2 separate regions of the Homo sapiens genome follow, and region 2 is linked to region 1. The links are chromatin loops, found by intact Hi-C in ENCODE. Cell type or tissue: upper lobe of right lung. All regions are shown on one strand. Each heading gives the region's core, and the rest is flanking DNA. Links, peaks and the distances in the headings are about the cores only. Region 1 overlaps ARL13B (ARF like GTPase 13B). Region 2 overlaps NSUN3 (NOP2/Sun RNA methyltransferase 3).

Evidence for each region. Hi-C counts contacts between places; a loop is a spot of excess contacts. Peaks named below come from ENCODE experiments on the same cell type or tissue, not always from the same donor. Only the 100,000 strongest peaks of a DNase experiment are listed, where the experiment ranks them.
Region 2: a loop joins it to region 1, with 3 times the contacts of the local background. A loop is called at or near these places in 94 of 110 quality-filtered maps.

The regions. Positions count from the first base shown.
Region 1 is chr3:93,999,615-94,009,369 of GRCh38, forward strand. ARL13B (ARF like GTPase 13B) reads left to right here. Exons shown (of 10, transcript NM_001174150.2): 3 at 4,045-4,294. Among named protein-coding and RNA genes, the nearest start is that of STX19, 24 kb to the right of the region's middle. In upper lobe of right lung, for the core only: a CTCF peak has its summit at 4,890 (motif pointing right); no DNase peak of the experiment used is centred there; H3K4me3 peaks cover 561 bases; H3K27ac peaks cover 2,275 bases.
Region 2 is chr3:94,065,659-94,075,413 of GRCh38, forward strand. The region is part of intron 2 of NSUN3 (NOP2/Sun RNA methyltransferase 3); the gene reads left to right. Among named protein-coding and RNA genes, the nearest start is that of NSUN3, 7.5 kb to the left of the region's middle. In upper lobe of right lung, for the core only: a CTCF peak has its summit at 3,769 (motif pointing left); no DNase peak of the experiment used is centred there.

The DNA.
Region 1 (9,755 bases), core at 2,686-6,685:
ATTGACTATAGTCTGCCTGTTGTGCTTTCAAATACTAGGTTTTATTCATTCTTTCTAAATTTTTTTCACAATAGCTTCTTAATATAAAAGTAACACCCCTTCCTGGAACTTTACTTCTTTAAATCAAACTTCTCTTCTTCATGGTTGTCAGTAATTGCATTAGTTGGACACAGGTTCAATTGTTCTCACAGAGACCTAAGATAACAGTGGTTCAACAAGATAGATGTTTCTTTCTTTCTCATAACAGCCTAAGCAAAAGTAGTCTAGGACTGGTTTGTCAGCTCCATCGTGTTAGTCCTCAATTCTTTGTTCTATTTGCTTTGCCATCCCCAGTGTTCTCCCTCACCTACATGGTTGAAGGTAGTTCACTACAAAATGTGCATTTCAGCTAGAAGGAAGAGGTAAAGGGTAAGGGGAGGCCATCCTCCTTTTCTTTAGGAGCTGAACCAAAAGCTGCTGCATCATTTTAGTTCACATCATGACTAGAAGCAGTGGTGTTCTGGACCTGCTTTTCATATTGGCTCATATCAACTAGTGAGAGCCGATTATGCATATCTCTTCCCAACTCTATGTTTAGGTACCTCACATTGTTAGTTTGAAATTGGCCATGGTCAAAGTATTTATACTGTGGAAATTGGCAGATACCATACATGTATCAGGGTTCTTCTCCTCCAAATATTTAACAACACATCACTGGCTAGCCTCCCCTCATGGCCACCCCTTGCTGCCGTAGTAGTTGGGGATTATGGTCTGTTGTAAGCAGTCATGAGCCTAGGTAAAAAAAAATCTAGGATTCTCTTGACTATCAGATAGTGTTTCCTAATAGGGAACTATTGTTATTTTTGGTGCGAAAATTCTTTGCGTGGACTGGTCCCTAGCATTGTTGGGTATTAACATGTCTTCATTATATTGTAGTTATTTGTGATTTGTGAAGAGGAAAAAAAAAACAAAAAAATTATAGTTACTCATATATATATTTATGTTTCATATGTAGTTATTTGTGTATGTGTGTGTGTGTGTGTGTATATGTATATATATATATTTCCCCAATAGACTAAGAGCTCTATGGGATCAGAAGATGGATTTTATTAATCTTTGTATTTCTAGAACCATGCATAGTACTTAGCTTATAAGAAATGCTCAAAAATTTATTGATTGTATATTTGCATTTTATCTTGGACTTTCTAGAGATGATGTCTTACCACATATACTCTACTGAAATTCTCAATTGGAGACCATGTATCTTTGTATTCCTGGTTCTTGTATGATTTATCATCTATAATGGGCCCTAAATACATGTACGAGGATAGATGGATAAATACATGAAAGGAAAAAAGAAAGGGTGGATGTATGGGACAGGAGCTTCAGTTATCTCAGTGGTTTGGTGGTGTAGTATTGAGCCCTATATACTTTGTGCTGAATGCTAAGGATACAAAGACATAGTCCCATGTGTTGGGAAGGTATAGGCTATTGTGAAGATCAGTAGAGGACAGAATATTATGATAGAGGTAAAGGTGATAGTAGAAGTAGGAGGAATCATCAAAAAAGGATTTATGGGGAAAGTTGTACCTGAACATTTAGTCTTAAGTTGTGAAACACAAATGCTGAATAGGAACCAGAGGAAAGAATAGAAGGTGTTCCATATATCAAAAGAAACAGGCTTTGGAAGTCCTGAAGACCTCTGTTTGAGGCCTGTCTCTGCCTGCTATATAACCTTGAAAAAAAATCCTTAATCTGAATTGGTTTACTGGGCATATTGCCATCATTTTATCTGTACTTAAATTGCTCCCTCTGCCTAAAATATAGTTCTCCCTTCTCTGTTACAATTATGTAGCTTTTATGTGTTCACTCACAATGAAGTCTTCATTTCAAGATTTTATTTCTTCTCTGAAAGCCTTTCTAGACCATAACTTGCCCCTCCCTTTTTCACCTTCCTTCCCTTGAATTCCTACACACTATCGTCTCTAGCTTATTTTTTTTAAAGAACATACAAATTCTGTGTTATTCCTATTAATATTCCACTTCTCTATATTACATTGTACTTTGAGGACAGCAATCATATCTTACTCATCTTTGCACCCTTGATGCCTAACAAAGTCCTGGTACCAAGGAGGTGTTTGATACATGTTAGTTCCCTTATTCCTACTTCAGCATAGTTGATTTGTTTTCACTGATGATTGCCTGGGGTTCCTCTCTATTCATACTGAAAGACAGCTGCCTATTTTATCCACACAAACTACTTCTGGTTAAGCTTAGATCACATTTTTAAATGCCTAGTATAATCCTATTTCTGGAAAATCATTCTGCTTATATGTCTAACTTTACCTTTTTCTTTTTCTAGGTAATGAAAGTATTAGCAAAAGTATGACTTGTAGTGGCTCTTAACTTTCTCAGGTGCTGTGTAAACTTCACTAAGGTGCTTACCAAGAGATTGGTGTGTTGCAAGTCTGTTTCTCAGTCACACCTAAGTTTAGTGAATGCCTTTCAAATTAATCTTTGTAATAGCAAATGTTTTGCTAAATGTGGAAATAAGACCCTCTAAACACCGGTGTTGTTCAGTAGAACTTTCTGCAATGATGGAAATGTTCTATATTGGCTCTGTCCAGTAGGGTGGACCACTAGCCACATGTGACTTTTTTTTTTAAACTCTAGATGTTACCCAGACTAGTCTCAAATTCCTGGCCTCAGGTGATCCTTCCGCCTCAGCCTACCAAAGTGCTGAGATTTCAGGCCTGAGCCACTGTACCCAGCCACCACATATGGCTTTTGAACACTTGAAATGTAACTGATGCAACTGAGAACTGAATTTTAAATTTTATTTTAGTTTATTTAAATTTAAAAAGCCTCGTGTGGCTTGTGGCTTTTGTTTTGACCATGCAGCTCTGAACAATGTTTTCTGTGGGATAATATTTATAGTGGATTCCAGTGATGAAGAAAAAATAGAACAGAAAAATATAAAGTTTGAACTTTTCTCTGTAGCCATGAGTCAGTATGCCATTAATCTTTCATGAGTTCTCTTTTCTATTCCTTTATTTTCATGCCTCTCTGAAAAGAGGCTATTACTGTCACTTCCAGTCAGTCTAGAGACTTTTGCAAGATTAATTTTAATAAAGCACTATTTCAGTCACCTTAATTATATCATTGGTCTGCCAGATATTTTCAATAATTCCTTGTTCTCTATCTTCAGAACCCTCTTCTATTTGCATTCCTAATCTTAAGGATTTGCTGTAGGCACAATGTTCAATTTGTTCATATTCCTTTACTTTGCCATTTCCCTTCCTCTTCTGCCTGTTTAAATCCTATACAGCTTTAAGGCCTAAATTCTATCTCTCCAATGAGGTCTTTTAAGATCCTCAGGTATCTTTTAAAGCTCTTATTGTCATTATCACTCCTTGGCAGTTCATATACCTCCTGTATCTTCTTTATGTTTTCGTATATAGAAATCCAAAAAAATTCAATTATGTATTTATTGGAACATCCAAAATATGTTCCTATAGAAAGAATGAAATCTACTTTTTGTTGCAAGCTGCCCTTAAACGTCTCTTTATTGTAAATATAACTTTAATTCAGCTAATTAAAAAAGAGTGGCCTTATTCTTTATAGCTTCTCTCATTCTTTGATTCTTCTAAACTCTTCTATTCTCTAAGTGTTCATGGTTTTCTTTATAACTCCACAGATGTTTTAATAGTCCCTGGGGATGGCTATGGTATTGAAAGGTTGACATTTTTATTGTTTGTAACTTGGACAGTAAATAGCCTTAAAGGCAAGAGTTTATTCATTTATTAATTCAACAGATACTTACTAAGTACCTATTATATACTAGGTGTGGGTGTTATATCAGGGGAAAGAAAGATTCCTATCTGCATGGAGTAAAATTTCTAGTTTGATATTCTGGCCTGTCCCCAAACCAGTATGCTTCAAAATAATGTTTATTGTGTCAGTGAATGCTAAATATTTCACTTGGGTGCTAAAATTTTAGTTGAAAAATTAACGTTGTCAATTAAAGTCTAAAGATTTTCTTTTTTTGTGTATCATTTGTAACAGAATACCCTGAAGATGTAGCTCCTACTGTTGGATTTTCAAAAATTAACCTTAGACAAGGAAAGTTTGAAGTCACCATCTTTGACTTGGGAGGTGGAATAAGAATTCGGGGAATCTGGAAGAATTACTATGCTGAATCCTATGGGGTAATATTTGTTGTGGATTCCAGTGATGAAGAGAGAATGGAAGAGACAAAAGAGGCTATGTCAGAAATGCTAAGACATCCTAGGATATCGGGAAAGCCTATATTGGTGTAAGTAATGTTAGCATCATTGTAAATGTAGGGACGATGGCATTGGCCACTAAAGAAATTTACCTGTTACAGACTAGTGAATAAGCTAAAATAGTCACGCTTTAGTATACTAAAATGTATGTAATTAACTGGGAGTTGTTAATTTACTGAGGCCTTGTTATAGTGCTGTCTATAGGGGAAAAGGGCTAAGGCTATAGAATTCTTAAAAGTGGATCTCTTCGATATTCAAATATAAACTCATTGTTTTATGTGATAGTTTACTTTTTATAGAATTTTGCATTTTGAAATACTCCATTAACAAGGTTCTAAAATATCTTTTAATTTTTTCTCTTTTAGTAACTTGTATTTTGCTTTTGTCCTTTTTTCCTTAAAGAGTTATTATTTCAGAGTTATGTAAACAGTTTATTTTTCTAATACCACATTGATTTCTCAGTTTTCACATCTACATTTCCATATTGGACATGTGATTGTTATCAAATTAGGCATACACTTATATGATTTCGTCCATGTGGGTGAACATTTTTTAAAAACGAAGTGACAAAGGACTTTTGCACTACCAGCCCTCATAGCATTTATGCATGGTAAACAGTAGATGGTGCTATAACCGTGAGGCATAGCAAACTGAAAGTAGTTTAAATTGCTCTTTAACTTGTAGTAAACTAAATATTTGCCCTTGCCGTCTTGTCCCTTTTCCCTTGTTCTTGTGGTTCATTATTAAGGATTAAAAAAAAAAAAAATCAACCTGTCATGTGGTTAGATGAAAAATTGTAGAGTTTCTCAGTGGTCTTCAGTAGTAAATGAACATTTTTAAATGAGGTGGTTTGGAAGCTCTGATTGCAAAAGTTAAAACTGTATTATATAATTTATTGCTAAAGTTGATACTTTTAAATTTTTATATATTTAATTAGAGAAGTTATTTGATTTGTATAAGCAATTCTCATGTTTTATTGAATCTAAAGGAGAACTTTTAACAGGGATATGTATGAAGAGAGAACTTTGCAGAACCCCATAGGCTAAATTGGTGTTTACAGATGTTTAAGCAGGGAATCAGTGATTTCTAGACTAAAGTAAAAAATATTAATGATGGTTATTTGTAAAACAATATTATGTGCTTTTTTAAAACTAGTCATTTAATTTTTTTCATTTACTCTTTTCTGGATTTATTCATTAATACATGCATTAATTCAACAAATATTTACGTGAGCATCTACTGTTGCCAAGCATAGAATCTTTTCTATAATCACAACATTGCCAAGGGTTGGGAAAGTGTTTGGGAATAAAAATAACAAAAATCCAAGTTAGACCTCAGGAGCTTACATTCTAGGGGGTGAGATAACAGACTAAATATAATTAATAAGTTACATTATATATTAGATCATCAGTGTATTGAAAACAAACAAGTAAAAGAATATCAGAAAGCCTATGGTGGTAGTGATGACAAGGGTCTGTTGCTCTTATAATTAGAATGATCCTAATAGGCCTTATTGAGAAACTGACATTTGAAATGAGGGAGTCAGTCATGCAGATATCTGTGGAAACGGCTCAAAGTCGGGGTATACAGTTGTTAAGTGACTACAGTGATTACTGAGTAATCAAATAACAGCAAAATATTTGCTTTCAATTCTGTCACCTCTCTCAGCTAGTGAATTTCCTGAATAGAAAAGAAAATACAGAACTACTGTGATTGCTTCACCATTATAAACTCATAGTTAGTGAGAATTCACAAAGATATAAGAATTAATTATGGACAGTGTAATATGTTTATGAAATATAGAATCGTTTGCCATTTGACCAGATTTTCTCATGGGATTTTTACAATCAGAATTTTATTATTAAAGGTAAACTGCTTTTTGGAAGGAATGTGATTCAAAAATATACAAAATGTACACAAAAGTACACATTCTTAGTAAATTTCAAAGATAGAGGGAAAGGTTTTTTGTATATTTTTTTTGATATTTAATAGTTGTGCATATGTGGAAAAGAATGTTTAAAAACATGATTGACTTACCATCCAGGGCCAGCCACCGTTAGCATTTTGATGAATTTCCTATGCATGTATATTTATGAGACAAGTAATGTATACAGTATTCATATAATAAATACAATTTTGAGCCGGGCACGGTGGCTCACGCCTGTAATCCCAGCACTTTGGGAGGCCGAGGAGGGCAGATCACGAGGTCAGGAGGATCGAGACCATCCTGGCTAACATGGTGAAACTCTGTCTCTACTAAAAATATAAAAAATTAGCCGGGCATGCGCGCCTGTAGTCCCAGCTACTCGGGAGGCTGAGGCAGGAGAATTGCTTGAAACCTGGGAGGTGGAGGTTGCAGTGAGCCAAGATCACGCCACTGCACTCCAGCCTGGGCGACAGAGCAAGACTCTGTTTCAAAAATAAATAAATAAAATTTTGTATCCTACTCTTTTTTTTGATATGTTTATAAACACCTCTTGAATGTCTGACCAAGCCCCATATTTGAAAGTTCTCCTGTTTACCTTTTTCTCTCTGACTTGCAATTAATTTCTCTTATTGATGTTACTGTCTTACTATCGTTTGAATCTCTTCACTACTCCATTTCCCTTTAGTGTTACCTCCCTTCAATTCCTCTTCTCTAATCACCTGTGTTGCTGATAGGAACAGTCCCTTAACCAGTCTCTAACTGCCAGTCTTGCCTGCCCCCCAAGCTCTCCTCTACACTGCCAGCAGTTCTTTTCTTTATTTGATATTTTTCAGATTACAAAACTGGTACATGCTTGTTATGACCAGTGAAACAATACAAGAATATGTAAAGAATATGAGACTTTTAAAAATACAATTTTGATAATTTTACTGCTTCTTAGCTTAAAGTCCTTCAAGTTCCTTTCATAGTTCCATGCAGATAAGAAATTCTTTCTTTAAACTAACATAACCTCTGCAACTAGAAATAATGCCTGGCATATAATAGGTCTGGCACTGACAGATCTGCTGTATAATAAGTAGAAAAGATGTTCAGCAGAACTGTGCTAAGCTCAGTGCTAGGGGATGGGGGCTGTAGAAGGGTAGCAGGAGGGGATACCTGTATTAGAGTCAGGTGGCAGTTCTCTTTGTTGCACACAGCTTCCTCCTTAGTGCCCACAGACATCTGGACCACTCATATGCCAAATATTTACAGCATCTAATTTCTTCTGCCCGCGCCTTATCTGAGCCTAAACTAGTTGAGGTAACGCACAGTGCCTTAGAAGTCATTTTAATGCTTGGATAACTTTCTCCTCCTACCCCCAATAACAAGCAAGCAGAAAACAAGACCTCTGAAAAGCTTCATTTAATAGAAGGAAATAAACCTAAAGATTAAGAAACTTTTCTATAATCACAAAATTACAAATTGACAGAGCCTGAATTCATTGTTATTTGTGGGAAGTAGAGTGGATGACCACAGTAGCAGGTTGTGACAATCTTTAGTTCTTCTCTACTTGCTCCTACACACAAGCCTGACAGCATGTTGTGATGGCAAATAAGGCCTTGGCCAGTGTCTCATTCTGTTTTCATGGTGCTGATAAAGGCATACCTAAGACTGGGAAGAAAAAGAGGTTTAATTGGACTTACAGTTCCACATGGCTGAGAAGGCCTCAGAATCATGGTGGGAGGCAAAAGGCACTTCTTACATGGTGGTGGCAAGAGAAAATGAGGAAGATGCAGAAGCAGAAACCCCTGATAAAACCATCAGATCTCGTGTGACTTATTCACTACCATGACAACAATATGGGGGAAACTGCCCCCATGATTGAAATCATCTCCCACCAGGTCCCTCCCACAACACAGAATTATGAGAGTACAATTCAAGATGAGATTTGGGTGGTGACACAGAGGTAAACCATATCAGCCAGATTTTACTTGATGTCACAGACTGGAGGTTTTTCTTGAAAAGTCAGAATCAGAATATCACTAGGCTTCTTTGTTTTATTAGCTCAGAAGTTCTTTTTGGCAGTTGTATAGCATTTATTAATCAGCATAATATTTTAATTCTTCTGAAATAAGTGGTGAAAAGTTTAGGGAGAAGACAGAGTCTGGAACCTGGATTCTAAGAGCTACTGTGAATTTGTTGATAACCCTGATAAGTCACTTTACTTCTTTGGGCTTAGTTAAATGCCTCTTCTATAATAAAAGTAACTGTAAAATATTCTAATTCTGTGTATTCAGCTATGTAGAGTGGCATGAACCAGAACCAATTTCAATAGAAAATTAAAAATGATTTGCATTCCTTTTAAAGAGAGTAAAAATAAATGCCATGCAAACATTATGCTTTGCAATCATGTTAATCTACAAAGTCCTTTTTCTCTCACATCAACTATTTAGAAATTAACTTTAGCCTGTACTGTAAGGTATGAATTACGTTATCTACTCTTGCCTGCTCCCCACCCCCCTTAACTATTTAGAGCTTAATTAATCTAGCTGGCCCTTCAGAAATTTTTTTAAAAATACAAACAAAAAACCTTCAAACTAGGTAGTCTTGACAAAGAAGGCCTTTCCAAGAGAAAAAGTAAACAGGTTTTGCAACTTTATAAATAGTGCCAGCAGTAATACCAAATTTTAAGCTCAACATCCAGTATAGACATTTTCCATTAATAGTACAAGGCATGATTTGTTGATTACCTGAGGAATAAACTGAGCTGCGAGGTATTTTAAACAGCTTAATCTGTTGAAATTTTCAGCAGTCCAGGGTTACACTGATGTCATAAGAAAGCATATGCTCTTTCTACACCCCCTCTCGCTAGTACCCGTGGAGTCTTAAAAGTTGGCCTCAGAGAGATAATAAATTACCCCTTCTTTTTATAGTTGAATCTCCTAATGCTTTTAACCAAAGTTATCCTGGAGAGGCACAGGCTAAAATTTTCTTTTAGGGTAACAATTCTATTTGTATTAGCATTCTCAAACTACTGGAAGGTGCCACTTTTCTCATTACACACTGCCTGCTTTTCTGTGGAGTTACATGAACTACCTTAACTTTTGGCCAGTCTTCACAAATTGAATGATTACAGCAAAAGTGATATATGTATAGTTTCACTTGGGGAAGACAACATGATATCTCTGATTTGATCTTACTGGATGTTATGAGCATTCCAATTAAAAAGTTTCTTGGCTACTCTGGGCACACTGCGTATGGGGTAGCCCTGCTCCTCAAGGAGCAGTAAAGATAGATAGATAGATAGATAGATAGATAGATAGATAGATAGATAGATATTCTTGACCCTGGTCTTTGCACCATGAGTGGTCTCCCAAGACCTTCTGAAATCATACACAGAATCCCAAGTGTATGTACATTTTTCTTGTGAGCAGATCCTAAAGAAGTTTATGACTAAAAAGATTAAAAACCCTGTCAGTGATTTTCCATATTAGGAGAAACAATAGCCAGACATTAATTATTACTTTTTCAACATGAGATTTTTTTTGTTTGTTTCCAACCTTTATATGCTTATTTGACTCACC
Region 2 (9,755 bases), core at 1,912-5,911, 65 kb after region 1:
GGACAATTAAGCTGTTATAGAAATTGGTAAATGCTGTAATATGCAAACCGTTTATACTCGTGGGTTTTATTTCAAAAGTAGATTTTCAAATGGGTATTTTCTGTCACAGAGATGAAGAACTGAATAATAAAGTATGTAATAAATTTATGAGGTTTTCAGTATACAAAGGTACTCAAATAGAGTATCCAAATAACCAAACACTTATTGCATGTTTACTATATGCCAGACAATACTGACTTACATGATCCTCAGAACAAACCCGTTAAGAGTTTAAGTAATTTGCCCAAGTTCACTCAGCTAATAAGTGGCAGAGCTGAGGCTTGTGCCTGGGTTGTCTGACTCAATAACTCCCACAGCTCATCCTTGTTCTGTACTGTCTCATATCTGGGATGTGATTTAAAAAAAAAAAAGATTTCAAGAGGCTTTTTTTTTTTCTGTAGACTTTGTAGCAGTCTGGCTACTCATATCCTATAATGACTTATTTTTCTACTTAGTGTACTCAGAAAGTCATATACTATTATTTGACCCTGAGCAAAATGAGCAATGAACCTCAAATCCATTTAATTAGCTGTGCCTTCTGCTTCATTTACCCTATTGTGGGGTTTTTGTGGTAATTTAAGTTTTGCATAAACACACACTAAATTTGCCATAGGCAAAATAAAGGTTTCTCAGCTTAGGAAGTAGTCTGAGCATGGAAGATGGTATGGGGAAATAAGAACAGAATGAAATATTTTGTGTTTTAACTGCTTGTTTGCAAGACATAATGTACTTGTAGAGTCTACTTCCAGGGAAAGTCAAGTGCTCTTTTTTTGGCCTATTTAGAAAGTAATTTATTCAATATTTTTAGTTTCCTGTAGTAGTGAGGAAGATTTAGTATTTAGTTTTGCTCTTTTTTAGTAACCTTTCTTGTCTAGTCATCCTCTGAGCAGCCCTTTAAAATTGGAGTTTACCCTGGTTCAATTCTTGCTCTATTTGTTGCCTCCATGTTCTCCTCAGGTAAGCCCATTCATGGCATGACTTTTATCAGTATGCTGTCATCTCAAGCTGTGAGGTTCTTCCTAAGATTTAGTCCCATACTTCTGTTTTTTAGCAACTTCAGTTACTTGGCAAACTCAAAAGTGTATTATTATTTTTCCCTTTCAAACTTATGTTGCCTTTGCTACCTGCATATTTTATCTCAATTAAGTGTATCACCATCAGTCTGGTTTCCTCCTTTCTTCTCTATACCTTCACTACCTTTGTAGTAAAAAATGAACCTTATATAAAAATAGGTCTGGCAACTGCCCTCAGCTCCTGGGAGGCGATCTCTAAGCCCTTGGAATGTGCTTCCTGATAAGTGTGTCTTTGTTTACCTGGGTGTTGAGGTCACACCTGATAATCTAACGATGTGATTTATGTTGAGGCCTGGGGACCACAGGTGTCAACTCAACATCCAGAAGGGCTTGTGACTAAAAGCTGTATGGACAGTCAATCATATATACGTGACCAAGCCCCAATAAAAAGTGGATACCAAGGCTTTGGTGAGTGTCCCTGGTTGGCAATACTCTTGTGCATACTGTCATACATTACTGCCAGCAAAAGTTGACCTCGTTGATGATTCCGTTGGAGAGGACAGCTGGAAGCTTCATGCTTTGAATTGTTGTGAATTCTGCACTATGAGTCTCTTCCTGTGATTGTTTTTAATCTGTATGCTTTCATTATAATAAACTGTGACTATAACTGTGATTATAACAGCTTTCAGTGAGTTCGGTTGTGTCCCAGTGAATAATCAAACCTGAGAGTCATCCTTGGAATCCCTGAACTTGTAATTGGTGTCAGAAGTGAGAGTTGTCTTTGAGACTCAACTACCCTGCCCCCTTTTAATTTGGATCTTTTTAAAAAAATTCTCTACTGCTGCCATTCACTTAGACCTTCCCAATCTCTTATCTGGCATATTGCAACAGCCATGTTTAGTACTTACCTGTTTGCTTATTTTAGCAACCACTTTTATGGCACTATGTACCAGTCAATGTTGTAATCACTTTATGAATAATAACAATCCTATGTACAACCCTCTGAAATAGTTATTTCCATTTATATATAGGAAAGCTGAGGCACACAGAGGTTAAGTAACTTGCCCAAGTATACACATCTCACACTTTAACTTGCCCAAGTATACACATCTAACACTTTGAAGAGCCTTGAGAGTTTGTTGTACCCACTCTGTCATGCTGTTTCTCGGTGCTACCAAATTCCATTGTGTCACACCTTGAGTACAAACCTTTGCTCCCCAGAAGTCTGCAGTATTATGTTTGGACTAAAAATCTTATCTTTCTGGGCAGGCTCCTTCATGCCTTTGGGACTGGCTATGCTGTTCTTCTGCTAGGAATGCCTTTTTCCCTTCTCCCTCTGTGCAGTAGTGTGGGTTCAAATCCCACCTCTGCATCTTGTAGCATATGACCTAGGTGAGTTAATATCTCTGTGCTCCATTGTCCTCGTCTGTAAAATGGGGAAAAAATAGTATCTATTTCATATAATCATTTGGGAAGATAAAATGAATTTGTGTATATACAATGTGAATGGAATGTTGTTTGACGTATAGTAAGGACTTCATATGCATTAGCATTATTTTTGTTACTATGATTAACCACTTCATCAAGCCTTCTGTATGTCCCTTGGCAAAATTAGTTTTGCCCTTCGTGTATCCATTGCATTTTGTTGATAGAGCTATTGTGATTCTTTCAAGGTTTTATCGTCATAATTTACTAACTTGCTTATCTTTTTCCTGACAAGGGAGGGTTTTGAAGAACCAATACCTTGAGACTTGGGCAAGTCTTCTGCTTATTCCCAGTTTTGTCAGTGTTTGTGTACTAGGCATTGTGCTAAGCACTGAGAATACAAAAATGGACTGTATATATCCTGCCCTCAAATACATGTATGATTAATTGGATAATTAATGGATACTTAATAAATGTATGATTAATATAAGCATTAATTAGAAATATTTATTAACTGTGGAAATTTTACATGTACTTTATAGAAAGCAAAACAAACAGACCATATAAGTCTGAACTGTCTGCAACATCTTTTTTTTTTTGGACACTCTCCTCACTGACCGAGAGTTCACATACAGAGAGGAAAAAAAAATACACACACACACACACACACACATACACACACACAACCTGATAATATTACCATAATCTGTGAAGGATGTAGACTGAGGTGGTTAAGAAAGAGAGAAATGAACCAGTATCTAGATTTCTATATTGTCCTATATGTTGGCTTTACACACATTTTCAGCCTTAATCTGTGCAAATCTCTGTGAAGAAGTAACTTTTAGACACTTTAAAGTCAGAGGTTAGAACAATTGATAGGTATCTTGTAGTTGTGGCAAATTCAGTCCTGTGACTTAAAAGTCCACGCCTTTTCCTATACCATCTGTGCTGCTGTGAAGGGTCCAGAGTTGCATCCTTCCAAATGTATGCTCAGATCCCGTAGTATGAAGGACTCTTATGTTCAGGATTTTTAGCCTTTTGATGTTCCACCAGAAACGCAAAGGATTTCCTATCTGAGGTACAGTGAATAACAAATCTGGACATAAATTGCCCTTCTGTGAGATACAAGGAAGATCCATTGCCAAAATAGAATAGGAAGCCATCAGCTCTTCGTTAGCATCTCTGAGGAGTAAAAATAAAATGACTCAAAAACATACTTTGGTGCATTTCCATAAATTGATTTGTTTTTCATTTCTAACTTTTAAAAGAGTTGAATGAGCACCCTCTAGTGGATAATAATAGCACTAAATCAAGGAATTTCTCTTTTTTAGCTATGGAAATTTAAATAGGTTCTGTAATCTACAGGGTTATATTAATTGTGTTTAACAATTTCTAGATTAAATGATATTTTTCATCTTCGTCACTAGGACGGAAGGTAGGGTGGAGAGTAGAGTAGTAGGAAAAAAGAATAAAGTCACAGAAAAGTTGAATGAAAATTATACTATCAAATAATAAACATTATCGAAATGATACATTATACAGTTTTGCAAAATTTTAACTTAACTAGCTTTTAATTTTTTAATGCTTTAATTTTGTTAAAATAGTAAGTAGTTCAGAGAGCCTTGAATCAGAACTCCAATTTTATTCATTTACTCCAGGATTTAGGCCCCAGGCACTTAGCCAAGGAGAAAAATAAGTCAAGGCTCCCATATAAATGAGTTAGGGAAATGGGTAAGCAGGCAGGGTGACACACAGTGTGATATATTAGTTTAGCTTCATTAACTGTTTCTCAAAATTCAGTTATTCTTGTGTACCATCTGTCTAGTTTTACTTAATTTTTTTTTGGTCAGTTTTAATATTTTTCTTTTGTTTCTTAGGAATTTTTCTTTTGTTTCTTAGGAATTTATTTTTCTTTTGTTTCTTAGGAATTTAAGCTTATTTTATATCATTATCAGTAAATAGATGTGCCTAGCCTATAGTTGACAGACGGTGTATTTTTAGAGAATGAATGAATGTTGACAAGAAGATAATATACGATGGCTCACACCTGTAATTCCAGCACTTTGGGAGGCCAAGGCAGGAGATTTGCTTGAGGGCGGGAAGATTGCTTGAGGACAAGAGTTCAAGACCAGCATGGGCAATATAGCAAGACCTCATCTCTAGAAAAAATAAGCAATTAGCTGGGTGTGGTGGTGCGTGCCTGTAGGCGCAACTACTTGGGAGACTGAGGTAGGAGGATCGCTTGAGTCCAGGAGGTCGAGGCTTCACTGAGCCATGATCGCACAGCTGTACGCCAGCCTGGGTGACAGAGTGAGACCTTGTCTCTAAAAAAAAGAAGACAAAACAGACTTAGCATGTTGGAGGGAGGAGCAACAATGAGTGAGAAATAGAAAGACTTTTCAAGGGGGTATGTAGGCTCAGGCAAGTGACCGCAGTCAGTTTTCACATCCTCAACTTTCATGTATTCTCTTTCAGAAAATTACTCTGCCCCTCTGTACATAAGGGGGCACATATTCTCCTTTCCCAACCTGCCTTTCTCCAATTTCCCTTCACCCTTTTCACAAAAAGAAAGGCACACTTGCACCATTCTGGCTTCTATGCTATGTTCCTCCAGGTATTCAAAACCTCCATATGCCAGAAACTATTGGAGTGTCAGTGTGAGAAAGCAAATGACTAACAGATTCTCTGACAAGTCAGGTGGTTTCCAAGTTTTGCTTTCAACAAAAGTAAAGGAGCCTTGATTGAGATGTCAGCTATCAATTCATTTAAGACATTTTTGATGATAGGTTGCTAAGTGATTTGGGGATATAACTCCAAAAGAATTCAAAGTAAGAAACATTGCTATAACAAAATATATTTAATTCTCATCCACTTATTTAACTGAAGGTTTTTCTCAGCTTTTATAAAAAACACAAAATAGGCATAAAAATGATGTTGAATCCTGACTGATTTTATTATAGTAAGAAGTAATATTCATTTATGGATATATGGAAACAAAAGCTCATTTCATTAAGTATCCATTTCTTACCAATTTTTACTTTTATAAGTTGTTTTGATCGGTTTTGTACTAATAATATTATTGATCCCTGAATCCAGAAGTTACCATTTTAACACTTAGAGATTTAAGACCACAGGAAAAACAAATTTAGTACATACACATGTGTATATGTGGGGGCTAGAGAAGCATGATAGGGTGATAAAAAGATTTCAAGCATGAAAATATATTAAGATGAAGTTATATGAAGTAGAATGTAAATAAAAGAGGAAAACGAGCAGCATAAAATTTCCACCTGTTAAAGATGAGTCAGTCTATGAATTTTTAAATGGATGATGATGGGTATCAAAATCATTATGATATTTAGTTTCCACTGGGCACATACTAAAGGCAGTATAATTTGTATTTTAAAATGTCAATTTTTACAGTATGCTGGAAATTGCATCCTTTAAACATATGGTGAGATTTTAATGTCAACTTAAAATGTGTTTTTTTTCAAAATGATATCAGTGGTGCACTAGCAAATTTGCAGGTCACTGACCTTGTATGTCTCCAGTTCTGCTGGCTACTGAGGTACTTGCACTTCTTCTCACCTGGAAGACCAGTAAATGGAGCCGCTTCAGACTAACTGTGAATCTTGGGAAAAGGCCTGGAGTGTGGCACCTGGCCGCTGTTTTCTAGAGTCATCTAACATACATTCCCTCTACTGCCTGCTAAGCTACTTGCCCATCCATAAAAGCTTTGGATTCGGAAGCCACTTTCCCTCCAGCCCCAGGTTAGCAACCCACCCAGTGCAGGCACAGGAGGGGTTGTATGTGTGTGTGTTGTGGGGAGGAGAATGGAGGTCAGTGGCAGGTGTGTGCAAGGGGAACTGTAAGAATCATATTAATACACAGCTTTGCTTTCTCAGGGCTAGGAAGCACCAGCCTGAGCAGCCTTAGCAGTCCCTTCAAGAGTTGGTCTGTTGCAGCTGCTTCTATAGGCAGGATGTGGCAAGCTGATTTCATTGTTAGACAGAAGAGGGTTTCAGGGAGGTCATGGCCACTTGCACTAAGTGAGGGTTGGGGTAAAATTCTCTTTCTTGCCCCCTTTTGTAGCTCTGTGCTGTAGTACCAGGGTCTCACACGTTGGGAATCACTTCTGTTAGACTTTAAAGTCAGTCTGATTTTGAATCAGATACTTCTGCGTACTAGCAATGTGACCTCAGGTAAGTTGCCAAAATCTCTAAAAGCCTCAGTTAACCTCTAAAATAGGAGTAAGAGCTGCCTCTCTCAAGGTTGTTGTGATGGTTCTATGATATAAACATGCAAAATGAACATTGTACACATCCAGTCAGTAACATTTATTAATAATGATATCAGAGTATGGTGGAGGATGTGAACCGGGTGGTAAGTGGAAAGACTTCGTTGGAGAGAGAAAACTCCCTAAGTTGAGAACAGATAGGTGAGAGAGGAAAGGTTATTCAGGGAGGTTGGGGGCCGGGCATGTGGAGATCAGTAAATTTTAAAGAAACTTGTTAGAAGAAATCTGTATAGTTCAGTAGGGTTGGGTGTAGATCATGAAAGATCAAAAATTTCGTTTGTTCTATTTAGGCCTTATTTTGTCTAGTCACTAAAGAATGAGATAGAGTAATTTCTGAAGAGTTCTGCCTCAGTCTGCAATAAGTTCTTCTCTTTTTTTTTTATTATTATACTTTAAGTTCTGAGGTACATGTGCAGAATGTGCAGTTTTCTTACATAGGTATACCCATGCCATGGTGGTTTGCTGCACCCATCAACCCATCACCTACATTAGGTATTTCTCCTAATGCTATCTGTCCCCCAGCCCCTCACCACCCGACAGGCCCTGATGTGTGATGTTCCCCTCCCTGTGTCCATGTGTTCTCATTGTTCACCTCCCACTGATGAGTGAGAACATGCAGTGTTTAATTTTCTGTTCTGTGATAGTTTGCTGAGAATGATGGTTTCCAGCTTCATCCATGTCCCCGCGAAGGACGTGAACTCATCCTTTTATATGGCTGCATAGTATTTCATGGGGTATATGTGACACATTTTCTTTATCCAGTCTATCATTGATGGACATTTGGGTTTGTAACAAGTCTTTGCTCTTGTGAATAGTGCTGCAATAAACATATGTGTGCATGTGTCCTTATAGTAGAAGGATTTATAATCCTTTGGGTATATACCCAGTAATGGGATTGCTGGGTCAAATGGTATTTCTAGTTCTAGATCCTTGACCAATCGCCACACTGTCTTCCACAATGGTTGAACTAATTTACACTCCCACCAACAGTGTAAAAGTGTTCCTGTTTCTCCACATCCTCTCCAGCATCTGTTGTTTCCTGACTTTTTAATGATCATGATTCTAACTGGTGTGAGATGGTATTTCATTGTGGTTTTGATTTGTATTTCTCTAATGACCAGTGATGATGAGCATTTTTTCATATGTTTGTTGGCTGCATAAATGTCTTCTTTTGAGAAGTGTCTGTTCATATCCTTTGCTCACTTTTTGATGAGGTTGTTTTTTTCTCGTAAATTTGTTTAAATTCTTTGTAGATTCTGGATATTAGCCCTTTGTCAGTTGGATAGATTGCAAAAATTTTCTCCCATTCTGTAGGTTGCCTGTTCACTCTGATGGTAGTTTCTTTTACTGTGCAGAAGCTCTTTCGTTTAATTAGATCCCATTTGTCAATTTTGGCTTTTGCTGCCGTTGCTTTTGGTGTTTTAGACATGAAGTCTTTGCCCATGCCTATGTCCTGAATGGTATTGCCTAGGTTTTCTTCTAGGATTTTTATGGTTTTAGGTCTTATGTTTAAGTCTTTAATCCATCTTCAGCTAATTTTCATATAAGGTGTAAGGAAGGGGTCCAGTTTCAGTTTTCTGCATATGGCTAGCCAGTTTTCCCAGCACCATTTATTAAATAGGGAATCCTTTCCCCATTTCTTGTTTTTGTCAGGTTTGCCAAAGATCAGATAGTTGTAGATGTGTGGTATTATTTCTGAGGGCTCTGTTCTGTTCCATTGGTTGTATATATCTGTTTTGGTACCAGTTCCATGCCGTTTTGGTTACTGTAGCCTTGTAGTATAGTTTGAAGTCAGGTAGCATGATGCCTCCAGCTTTGTTCTTTTTCCTTAGGATTGTCTTGGCTATGTGGGTTCTTTTTTGATTCCATATGAAGTTTAAAGTATTTTGTTTTTCCAATTCTGTGAAGAAAGTCAATGGTAGCTGGATGGGGATAGCATTGAATCTATAAGTTACTCTGGGCAGTATGGCCATTTTCACTGTATTGATTCTTCTTATCCATGAGCATGGAAGTATTTTCCATTTGTTTGTGTCCTCTCTTATTTCCTCGAGCAGTGGTTTGTAGTTCTCCTTGAAGAGGTCCTTCACATCCCTTGTAAGTTGTATTCCCAGGTATTTTATTCTCTTAGTAGCAATTGTGGATGGGAGTTCACTCATGATTTGGCTGTCTGTTTGTCTGTTATTGGTATATAGGAATGCTTGTGATTTTTGCACATTGATTTTGTTCCTTGAGATTTTGCTGAAGTTGCTTATTAGCTTAAGGAGATTTTGGGCTGAGACGATGGGGCTTTCTAAATATACAATCATGTCATCTGCAAACAGAGACAATTTGACTTCCTCTCTTCCTATTTGAATACCCTTTATTTCCTTCTCGTGCCTGATTGCCCTGGCTAGAAATTCCAATACTGTGTTGAATAGGAGTAGTGAGAGAGGGCATTCTTGTCTTGTGCTGGTTTTCAGAAGGAATGCTTCCAGTTTTTGCCCATTCAGTATGCTATTGGCTGTGAGTTTGTCATAAATAGCTCTTATTATTTTGAGATATGATCCATCGATACCTAGTTTATTGAGAGTTTTTAGCATAAAGGGGTGTTGAAATTTGTCAAGGTCTTTTCTGCATCTATTGAGATAATCATGTGGTTTTTGTCATTGGGTCTGTTTATGTGATGGATTACTTTTATTTTTTTTCAAGGATTAATTTAATTTTTAAAACAAATACAAGTTATTGATTCAGTCTTCTCAATTTGACAGTCTACCTGTGGTATAACTGTCAGGTAAAAACATACATCTTTACAACTTGGTGGTCTCAAGTTAAAAGCAAACAAACAAACAAACAAAAAAAAGCCACACCATTTCACAGACAGGAAAGAAACAACATGAAAACAGCTCAAGAAATACACTAATGAGCAAAAATATATGGGGAAAGAGGAACATGTAGTTTTGACTTAACTGAACAAACCAAGAAGAAACTGGTCTACTTATGTA